2 separate regions of the Homo sapiens genome follow, and region 2 is linked to region 1. The links are chromatin contacts, found by Hi-C or POLR2A ChIA-PET in ENCODE. All regions are on one chromosome and are shown on one strand. The core of a region is the stretch at or near the end of the contact, and the rest is flanking DNA. Distances in the headings are between cores, read along the strand shown. Region 1 overlaps ABI1 (abl interactor 1). Region 2 overlaps APBB1IP (amyloid beta precursor protein binding family B member 1 interacting protein).

What was found. Hi-C counts contacts between places; a loop is a spot of excess contacts on that map. ChIA-PET counts read pairs that join two places held with the same protein, here RNA polymerase II (POLR2A).
Region 2: a loop to region 1 is called in a map with no recorded cell type, with 2.0 times the contacts of the local background. The contact joins two enhancer-like sites. A Hi-C loop is called at or near these places in 1 of 37 single-sample maps with no recorded cell type. POLR2A ChIA-PET finds 5 or more read pairs at or near these places in 1 of 52 experiments (GM12878).

Annotation. Positions count from the first base shown.
Region 1 is chr10:26,797,286-26,803,064 of GRCh38, forward strand. The region is part of intron 2 of ABI1 (abl interactor 1); the gene reads right to left. Among named protein-coding and RNA genes, the nearest start is that of ABI1, 61 kb to the right of the region's middle. Within about 2 kb of position 2,211, at least 6 of the 41 ENCODE cell types and tissues checked have a DNase peak (open chromatin) inside an H3K27ac peak, as active enhancers do.
Region 2 is chr10:26,465,520-26,471,298 of GRCh38, forward strand. The region is part of intron 2 of APBB1IP (amyloid beta precursor protein binding family B member 1 interacting protein); the gene reads left to right. Among named protein-coding and RNA genes, the nearest start is that of APBB1IP, 30 kb to the left of the region's middle. Within about 2 kb of position 3,319, at least 7 of the 41 ENCODE cell types and tissues checked have a DNase peak (open chromatin) inside an H3K27ac peak, as active enhancers do.

The DNA of each region.
Region 1 (5,779 bases), core at 961-3,460:
TTCATCTGTAAAATGAGGTTGTTATAAGAATGAATTAATTCATAGGTGTTCATTTATGTAAAAAGCCTGGTATACAATATGCACTCTATAAGTGCTCTAGAAAGCACGACTAGGGATAGGAAGGGATTGCACTGAATTCCGCTTGTCATTGTAATCCCTTAGGTAGTATGTGACTGGTTTTTAATCACATTCACATATTATCACAGGGAGGAAGGGAGGGAGTTGTAAAATGAAGTCCAAAGATAACAGCTTGGTACAGAAGAGTATCTATATGCCTTTAGCTCAAATGAGATAAGCAGAAACACAGAAAATGTAAAAATGAGGGAGAATCTCAGCAGACAGTCAAGAAGGAAGGCAAGGCATGGTAGGAAAAACCTGATCTGGCTGAATAGTGGGGTCAGAGCTGTAAACCAAGACATGCTGTTCAGATTAAAGAAAAAAAGCATGGCTTGTCGATATCAGAGTAGAACGGAATGTTCATATGAAGAAACTGAGTTTTAATCACAATTAACTGACTTTTCAAAGATGAGATTCACTGAGGGGTTTTGATTGACATTAAAAGCATTTTAAATTAAAGGATAATAGGAAAACAAAGTAACAGACTTTATGTCTTGTTAAAGTCATTATTACCTTACTAATATAAGCAATGCCAACTAGAGCAATATGGCACATTAGATAACCTGAAATCTCTCCCACTAGAAACTACCTAAAAATGCTTGATTTAAAGATGCTATGAAAGCATCTTTTTAAAATTCACAGTCCAAAACTAAAGAGAGTAAAGAAAATCCAGGGAGACTAGGAAAAAGAGAGGACAAAAATTCAGAGCAGAAAACATGAACAAGGCTGCAGCTACTCTGTAGTAGCTTTTTGGCCTCTAGCAAAGGAGCTTGTACTTTTATGCCACATGGGGACAAAATTAAAATACCCTTTGGGCTTGCTGAAGGTGGGAAGTTAGAACTGATATAGCAAAAGGGACTTTGCAGATGTGATTAAGAATCTTGAGACGGGGTGCTATCCAGTATTGGGGGGGGTGAATCAAATGAAATCACGAGGGTCCTTACAAGCCAAAGAGGGAGGCCAGAGGGTCAGTACTGATCAGTGATGCCATACGAAAAAGACTCAACTGGCCATTGGTGACTTAAAGATGGATGAAGGGGTCATGCGCCAAAAGTGCAGGTGGCCTCTAGAAGCTGAAAAAAGGCAAGGGAACAGATGCTCCCCTAGTGCTTCTAGAAGGAACACAGCCCTATCCACATATTAATTTTAGCTCAGTGAAACCCATTTCAAACTTCTGACCTCCAGAACTGTAAGATAATAAAGATATGTTATAAGCCACTAAATTTGCGGTGATTTGTTACAGCAACTATAGGAAACTAAGGCGCACACACTGAGGTGGGGTTGGGGAATGTTCTAGAAAGTATACACATTTCCATGAAGTTTTCAGGTTCAAAAAGTATAAATAGTCCTGGACTGACGGCATCCTAGAACACTTAGCAGAACAGGGAATATACCTTCAGCTTAGCTTATCAATGGTATATCCCTTAAGTGGCACAGAGATCTCAACACATGAGATCTTAAAATAAGCTTACAACACAAATTTACAAAACACATAAGGAAAAAAATTCACCACAAGCAGGAGTCAGCATGTACACATGTAACAAATCTCCGAAGGAAGTTAATCCAAAAGAAAGAAAGGAGAAAAAAGAGACAGAACAGATGACATAAGTAGAAAACACAAAATGATGTTGTTTCATTTGAATTCAAATATATCATTAACTACATTAAATGTAAATTCAATAGTACTCCTATTAAAATAAGTATCACTGTATTTTTGTGAATCCAGTTATATGATTTCTTAGAAGAGGCAATTTTTTTAGCTTTTTTCCAGTTCCATCTCCCAAAGCTCTGTCATCCAGACAAATCTTTAAAAACAGAAAAAAACTGCAAGAATAAAAAAGATATATTCTGCATATTAATATATAGTATATTAATATAATATCGAGAACTATAATCAGAAAAGATTCTTAGAGGCAGAGTGTCCTGTATTCCATAATTATGCTGCATTTTCTCAAAAATATTTTAAAATACATTTAAATACTCAATGAAGGCTTTATAATTTACACTGTGCTCTTCAAAAAGAACAAACCAAAAGCAATAAAGAAGCTGCTTGCCAAGCTTCGGGGGAGGGGGGAAATTAGAAAAAATGAGCACGTGCAACTGCACATAAAACTGCAGGTGGCTAGAAAGGAAACCAACTGAAGGGGAAAAAATCTAAAAATAGGCTTAGAACAGTGATTCTGACTGCCTTCGTTTGGATTTTCAAATCATTTCAGAGCTAAAACTGAGAGATGAAATGTGTACAATTTGTTTTAACCAAGAAGGCTATTTTAGAAATAAGTTCTGCCATAATTAAATATACTTATTTATGCGTTAGAAGTTCAAGTACCATTTGCAATTCAAAACCCAAAGAATTTTTCAATTAGAAATGATCTTAATGACAAATTATAGCAAAATCAATTATTCCCAATTAATTGAAAAAAATTCCTCTGACAGTACATTTTGCTGCTCTCTTTCAAAATATTTTTAGGGACATCACATCTTGATGGGCATGCCAAGTTCTCTACAGGCTTCCTCTAGATTTCCATATTATCACAGATTCTAAAGACACAAAACTAAAAACACTTGGAAAACAATTTTACAATATAAACCACAAAAACGTAAAAAAAAAAAAAAAAAAAAATTAAGACAGTGGGAGCAGCTTTTAAATAGGAAACTACTGCCTTCAAAAAGTCATCCTTAATATATCACCTGAATCGGGCCGGGCGCAGTGGCTCAAGCCTGTAATCCCAACACTTTGGGAGGCCAACCTAGGTGTATCACCTGAGGTCAGGAGTTCAAGACCAGCCTGGCCAACATGGTGAAACCCCGTCTCTACTAAAAATACAAAAAATTAGCCGGGCATGGTGGCGTGTGCCTACAGTCACAGCTACTCAAGAGGCTGAGGCAGGAGAATCGCTTGAACCCTGGAGGCAGAGGTTGCAGTGGGCCAAGATCGCGCCACTGCACTCCAGCCTGGGGGAAAGAGTGAGACTGTGTCTCAAAAACAAAAACAAAACTCCTGAATCTAATCACAAGGAAGCATTACACATACCCATACGGAGACACATTCTACAAAACAACTGGCTATAAATTTTCCAAAGTATCAAGGTCAGCCGCGCACGGTGGCTCACACCTATAATTCCAGTACTTTGGTAGGCCAAGGTGGGAGGATGGTTGAACCCTCCAGTTTGAGACCAGCCTGGGAAACATAGTGAGAACTCATCTCTATAAAATAAAACAAAAAAATAAGGCAGGAGGATCATTTGAGCCCAGGAGGTGGAGGATGCAACGAGCCATGACAGGACCATTACACTGCTGCCTGGGTGACAGACCAGGACCTTGCCTCAAAAAGAAAAAATCAAGGGGCCAGGCACAGTGGCTGACGCCTGTCATCCCAGCACTTTGGGAGGTCGGGAGTTCGAGACCAGCCTTACCAACATGGAGAAACCCCATCTCTACTAAAAATACAAAATTAGCCAGACATGGTGGCACACGCCTGCAATCCCAGCTACTGGGGAGGCTGAGGCGGGAGAATCACTTGAACCCAGGAGGCAGAGGCTGCGGTGAGCCGAGATTGTGCCATTGCACTCCAGCCTGGGCAACAAGAGCAAAACTCCATCTCAAAAAACAAAGGATCAAGGTCAGATGAGGTCAAGAGAAGACTGAGGAACTGTGCCAGACTGAGGAAGATGAAGGAGACATGACATTTAATGTTTCTGAACTGGATCCTTTCCTATGAAACTACTGGAACAACTGGCATACTTGAATGGAATTTGTTGATTAGATGGTAGCAATGTATCAGTGGTAATCACCCGACTTTGATGAGCGTAATACGGTGATGCAGTAAAATGTATTTGTTTCTAGAAAATACACACCATCGTGGCCGGGCACGGTGGCTCATACCTATAATCCCAGCACTTTGGAGGCCAAGGCAGGCGGATCACTTGAGCTCACAAGTTTGAGACCAGCCTGGGCAATATGGCAAAACCCTGTCTCTACAAAAAATACAAAAATTAGCCAGGCGTGGTGGTATGCACCTGCAGTCCCAACTACTTAGGAGGCTGAGGTGGCAGGATGACTTGAGCCCGGGACGCAGAGGTTGCGGTGAGCCAAGATCACGCCACTGCAGTCCAGCCTAGGCGATAGGACCAGAACTTGTCTCAAAAAAAAAAAGGAAAAAAGAAAATACACACTACAGTATTTAGGGGCAATGAGAGCATCATACCAGCAAGTTATTCTCAAACTGTTCAAAATAAAAAGCTCTTTTGTCCTATGCCTGTAACTTGCAATCCAATAAAATTTCTCTAAAAAGATACACTGATTTTTCATTAACTGAAGTAAAGAATTCTAATGGCCCTAAATTCTGCATCATACTCCTCCAAAGAGATGATGTGATTATCCTTCCACTCTAACATCCTTCCCTGTTATTTGTTGGATAAATGCATGCATGCATGCTAGACAATGGGAATAGAGCAATGACCATAATAGACCTCCTATGGAAGGCACATACCGAACAATCAGACAAATAGCTATATAATTCAAATAATAAATGCTATGAAGGGAAAGTATAGGATGCCACAAAAATAGTTAACAGAGACTCCTAATAGCATGTTTGCTGACAGGAAACAGGTCAGAAAGGAGAAACAGGGGAAAACCACCCTTTTAAAAAAGTTAGGTTAATAAGAACTAAACGAAGAGTGGGCATTAGCTAGGTGATGCATGTCTGTAATAACATATGTCAAGACACTAACATGGGAGAGAACATTTGTTATCCCTGGAAGTTAAAAGTCTAAGAAGAGTTAGGACAAGGCAAAAAATTAAGGCAGGCGCCAGATGCCAGACCTTTAAAGAACCTTTAAATGCCATTAAAAGTAATTTAGGATTTTTTCCCTTGTAGTCACTAATTTTCAAACCTTTTTTATTATTCAACCCTAATTTCAAATCAAGTCTTACAGAGACTCTCAATATATAATATAAACTAAAACAGCACTGTCCTATCTAAAGTGGGTAGAGTGCTTTAGAATTTCACCGACTGAGGCTCCTGTTTACCTAAAATGAGGGCAAAGGCAAAAACAGGCAATTGTTTGAGAGAGAGAAGGCAGTATCACAAATAATACATGTTGGGGATATACTAGCTAGACTTCCAATCAAAAACTAATACAATAAATCAATGACAATCATTCACAGAGCATTTACATACAAAGGAAGTAAACACAATGGAGTGATGAGGGGAAAGGGGAAAACATGGTAAATATAGGAAGTAGCGCTAACAGCAGGAGCAGTACTTCTAAATCCAAATGGCAAGGGGTGGGAGAGATTACAACAATGTGGAACAGAAAGTCACACAGAGAAGACCACCTGGAGGAGGCAGTACCTGTGTCCGGACACTGCCAACCCAAGGTAACCTCACAGCGAAGAAACCAGGGAAATAAATATTCTGAATTGGCCTTTCTCACTGCTTCCAATCTACCTGTTTTCTACACTAGCTGAACTGTGATCCAAGTCACAGATACTGATTGACAAAATCCATACAAGTAAGCCTACCGGGCACAGAACAGGAGAGAAAAAGGAAAGCATAGATCAGGAAGATCAAACAGAAGCTATCTGTCATGCAGGAGTATATATAGAAGTACTAGGAAAAATCAAACCTAGTGTTCTGGGAGCAAGGAAAAGGTTTCCA
Region 2 (5,779 bases), core at 2,069-4,568, 330 kb before region 1:
AATGATTTTTGCACCTTCTGATGGGTAGATACAATGCTCAAATTCTCCATAGAAAAGATATTTACATTTTTAAAGAAAAAATTATAATTATGTCATTATTAATTGTTAATGTTCATCACTTAGTAATTATCATTTTTAGGTGACTAAAGACTGACATTTTGGGCATGTTTAAGCACTGAATTTTGACATAAACATGTCATTCACCAGATGTGTGTCCTTGTGTGATACCTATCTTCTCAGAGCCTTCATTTCTTCACTTGCACAATGAGGATAATATATTTTGCAGAGAAGTGGAAAGGATGAGAGGCATAACCTCTAAAGCATAATATATTGCCAGATGCAGGTGCCCTGGAAATGGTAGGTATTAGGATAATTTGTTACACTTATCAATTTCTGCTCAACGAACCACCCCAAACTTAGAGGTGTAAAGCAGACCATTTTATTATGGCTGCAGGTTCTGTGGGTCAGGAATTCCGACAGTCCACAGCAGGGCTAGCTTGTATCAGCTCCATGATGTCTGTGACCTCAGCTGGGAAGACTTGAGCAGTTGGGGGTGACCCAAAAAGCAGGAAACTGGGCTCATCTGGAGGGTTTTTCACTCTCTTTCCTGGTCCCTGGGCTGAGCTAGGACTGGCAGTGATGAGATCCCCTTCTACAGCCCCTCCGGGTGTCCTGGGCTTCTACTATCGAGGCAGCTGGGCTTCCAGAAGGAATGTCTGGAGAATGAATATTCTGAGAGGCCCAGATAGGTGGCTTTTGATGGGGGGACTTCCAGAGTCACATGGTGGCATCCACCACAGCCATCACAAGGCTGGTCAAGTTCAAGGCGATGGGACACAGACCCCACTTCTTAATGGGAGAAGTGTCAAAGAATAGGAGGCCCATCACCATCATTATCATTACACTGTGAGTATGTTTCTTGAATATGAGTAAAGAAAGAAAGTTTTTCATCATCCAACAGGAATTAAGTGAATATTTGCTTCAAGAAGTTATCCAGTTGGCTGGATACAGTGGCTCACACCTATAATCCCAGCACTTTGGGTGGCCGAGGTGGGAAGATCACTTGAGGCCAGGAGGTCAAGACCAGCCTGCGCAACATAGCAAGAACTCGGCCCCACAAAAAATTTAAAGATTAGCCAGGCATGGTGGTACATACCTGTAGTCCCAGCTACTCAGGAGGCTGAAATGGGAGGATTGCTTGAGGCCAGTGGGTGGAGCCCAGCTTGGGCAACGTAGTGAGACCTCGTCCCTACAAAAAATTTAAAAATTAGCCAGGCATGGTGGCGCATACCTGTAGCCCCAGCTACTCAGGATACTGAAGTGGGAAGATTGCTTGAGCCCAGGAGTTTGAAGCTGCATTGAGTTATGATCACACCACTGCATTCCAGCCTGGATGACAGAGCAAGACCCTATGGAAAAAAAAAAAATTATGTAGTTGTCCAGGGCAGGAACATTAATAGTGAGAATGAGTTTGATTCCCTAATACATAGCTTAACACCAGATTTTTTTTCATTCTGTACCTCTAAATAATAAAAAGATGTGATCATTTGTAATGTTTTTTTTTAATATAGAGATGGGGTTTCACCATGTTGGCCAGGCTGGTCTCGAACTCCTGGCCTCAAGCGATCCACCTGCCTTGGCCTCCCAAAGTACTGAGATTACAGGCGTGAGCCACCGTGCCCAGCCTTCTAATGCATTTTTAACTTTGAGAATAGAAGTATGAGGGATGCTGTTTTTTCCTCATGCTTGACATGAAGCAAAAGCAAGTTTTGCCTTCACTAATGTATTTAGTTCTCATAATCCCTTTACATACTTACTTGCCTTTGCCTTTAAATTAAAAAAAAAAAGTTGTTACCTACCTGTAGAGCAGTGGTTCTCAAACTTTAATATGCAATAGAATCATATGGAAAGCTTGCTAAACACAGATTATCGGGCCCCACCCCAAGAGTTCTGATTCCATAATTGTGTTCAAGACCAGCCTGGGCAACATAGTGAGACTTTGTCTTTACAAAAGATTTTTAAAATTATCCCAACATGATGGTGCACACCTATAGTCCCAGTTACTATAGAGGTGGCTGAGGTGAGTGGATCACTTAAGCCCAGGAGCTCAAGACTGCTGTGAGCTACGATCATGCCACTGCACTCCAGCCTGGACAACACAGCAAGACTCTGTCTCTAGCAATAATACTTTTGAGGTGGGGCCAAGAATTTTTATTTCAGTAAGAAGTGTCTGGGTGATGCTGGTCTGAAGACTCACACTTTGAGAACCACTGTTTCTGAGAAAATGTAGAACCAAACCCAAAGCTTAGCTTTGATCTCACCAAATTACTCAACTATGCAAACCTGCAAGAGCTTTTAAGTGTCTCGTAATCGCTTATGAGATTTATGTACTAACTATAAGAAGAACAGCAACAATGATAGAAACTACAACCGCTATCACCACTTACTGAGTGTTTAACACACATCAGACATTTGGCAAGCACTTTGCACCCATTATTTTATGGAATCCTTACAAAGCCCACTGAAATATTCCAATTTTACAGATGAAGAAACTAAGGCCGTATTATGGCTAAGTTTCCCAACATCCACAGTAAATGAAAAGCTGGACCCATGTCTTTCAGAATCCAAAATCCTTGCTCATGCTCTTAATAGCTAACTTCTCCCCATCCTCTCAGGTGGCCAAGAGCAACTCCTCATCCCAAGAGAAATAATAGTCTCTCTTCTTTGGCTCCTTATTATTTTATTTATTCCTTTTATAAAATTATTGTTACATAGTATAGTGCTAAGTTATTTTTATGTCTGTCACCCTCTTCAGACTTTAAACTTTATTGATTCATTTAACAAATATTCAAGGTATGAATTCTAGCAATGACCTAACAGAGAGTTTGCATTCCATAAATGCTTCTTGAGCTAATGAGTGAATGAAATCAGAAGGGAAAAATCAGGGCAGAAAACCTTGACCCGTCACTGTGTAGATGAATGAGTTTCTGTGAAAATGAACAAGTGATTGTTATGTGTATATGTTCGTGGGTTCCCTGTTTCTCTAGGTCACACCAGACTAAGTTACAATTGGGAAACATTATTATTAGGTTGGTGCAAAAGTAATTGCGGTTTTCACAATTAAGAGTAATGGCCAAAACCACAATTAGTTTTGCACCAACCTAATATAACAGTAACTAAGTAATAGCCACTGGTCCAGCCATCCTTGGTGGAGTCTCTGCAAGCCCAGCTCATCGGCTCTTTCTGGCTTGTTCCTGCTCCTGTTCACAGAGTCCTGGATGTGTCTCACAGGAACCCTCCGATGTCACTGCCCTGTGCAAAGGATTTCATCATTCCTGTTGCACCTTCTGTGGCTCCCAGTGGCAGGACAGTCGTGTCCCCACAGGCTTATGCACTGCTCCTGGGGTTACCTGGATTTGACCCCTCCTGAGGTGGCGGTGTCTGCCTTCCTCTGATCTCTGTGCAACTGCTGCGGGCTGAGATGTTACTCTAGGCACTTCTAACATAAACCACAAGACAGAGACCTGTGCTTTTGACTTCCGTTAGGGTCTCAAAAGATAGTCCTTTTCTTCTTCTTTTTTTTTTTTCACTTTAACACTTTTTAAATTTTTAACTTTTTGACTCTTGAAATAAGACTTAGCTGAAAAACACATACATTGTATAGCTGTACAAAAATATTTTTATATCCTTATTCTATTTATCTATTTATATAAGTGTTTTCTTTCCTTCTTTTCTTTTCTTTTTTTTTTTTTTTTTTTGAGACAGAGTCTTGCTCTGTTGCTCAGGCTGGAGTGCAGTGGAGCGATCTCAGCTCACTGCAACCTCTGCCTCCCAGCTCAAGCCATTCTCCCAACCTCAACCTCCTGAATAGTTGAGATGACAGGCGTGCACCACCACACTCGGCTATTTTTAGTAGAGACTGGGTTTCACCATGCTGGCCAGGCTGGTCTCAAACTCCCAACCTCATGTGATCCATCTGCCTGGCCTCCCAAAGTGCTGGGATTACAGGCGTGAACCACCGCACCTGGCCAATATAAGCATTTTCTATTTTTTAATTCTTTTTTTAACTTCTTATTTTTATTTTTCAACTTTTATTTTAGATTCATTGGATACGTGTACAAGTTTGTCACTGGGTATATTGTGTGATGCCAAGGTTTGTGGTACAGATGATCCCATCACCCGGGTACTGAGCATAGTCCTGAACATTAAACCCAACAGTCAGGTTTTCAAACTTGCCTCTCCTCCCTCCTTCCCCACTCTAGTGGTCCCCAAAGTCTATTGTTCCCATCTCTATATCCATGAGTACGTGATGTTCAGCTCGTACTTATAAGTGAGAACATGCAGTATTTGATTTTCTGTTCCTGTATTAATCCACTTAGGACTTTTCTTTTTTTAAATCCTTTTCCCTTTTATTTCAACTCATGATCTCCCCTTCCTCACTAACTACAACCAACAACAACCCCAACCAACTACAACACAGGGGCCAGGTTGTTCCTCTGGTGGGGAAAGGATGGGGCAAGTGGCGGGGACCCTGGTCAGGAGACAGTTGGATCTAATAGTCCCTGACTCACAATGTTCCACTTAATGATTTTCCACTATATGGTGGTGCAAAAGCAACACACATTTAGTAGAAACTGTATTTCAAGGACCCATACAACCATTCTGCTTTACACTTTCAATAAAGTATCCAGTGAATTACATAAGATGTTCAACTCTTCATTATAAAAGAGGCTCGGACTGGGCACAGTGTTTCATGCCTGTAATCCCAGCACTTTGGGAGGCCAAGGCAGGTGGATCACCTGAGGACAGGAGTTTGAGACCACCCTGACCAATATGGTGAAACCCCATCTCTACTAAAAATACAAAAAAATTAGCCGGATGTGGAGGCAGGCGCCTGTAATCCCAGCTACTAGGGAGGCTGAGGCAGGAGAATTGCTTGAACCCAGGAAGAAGAGGTTGCAGTGAGCCAAGATCGTGCCACTGTACTCCAGCCTAGGCGACAGAGCGAGACTCCATCTCAAAATAAGTAAATAAATAAATATGTTCGTTAGATGATTTTGCCCAACTATAGGCTAGTGTAAGTTCTGAATACATTTAAGTTAGGCTATACTAAGCTACAGTGTGCAGTAGGTTAGGTGTATTAAATTCATTTTCGACTTAGGGATATTTTCAATTTACGATGGGTTTTTCCAGACTTAGTCCCATTGTAAGTTGAGGAGCATCCATAATATGCCACGCAATAGTCAACGTCCTGCTTCTATCCAAACCCACGGTCAGAGTCACCAACCTCAGCCTGTGTCCTTGCCCATCATCTCTCACCAACCTCAGCCTGTGTAATTGCCCATAATCTCTCACCAACCTCAGCCTGCGTCCTTGCCCATCATCTGTCCAGGCATCTGGGGTAGCTCCATGATTACTGCAGTTCCAATGGCTTCATGATAGTAAGAGCAACACTTACTGAACTTTCAGTTCTAAGCCAGAGCCTCCTGTAAGCACTTCACATGCATTAACTTATCGAATTCTCACCTTGACCTCATGAAATAGCTTATCATCACACCTTTTCTAAAGATTAAAAAAAAACTAAAGCACTGAGAGGTTAAATAACTTGCCCAAGATTACACAGCCAATAAGTGTCAGGGCTGGGTTTTGAACTCTGTCCTTGCCTCTGGACAAGGGTTTTGTCTGCATCATGTGGCTCAGTGGTCCTCTAGACCGAAGCTCACCTAGATGGCCCCACATATCACAAGAGATACGTGCACAAAATAGAGACCCCCACACT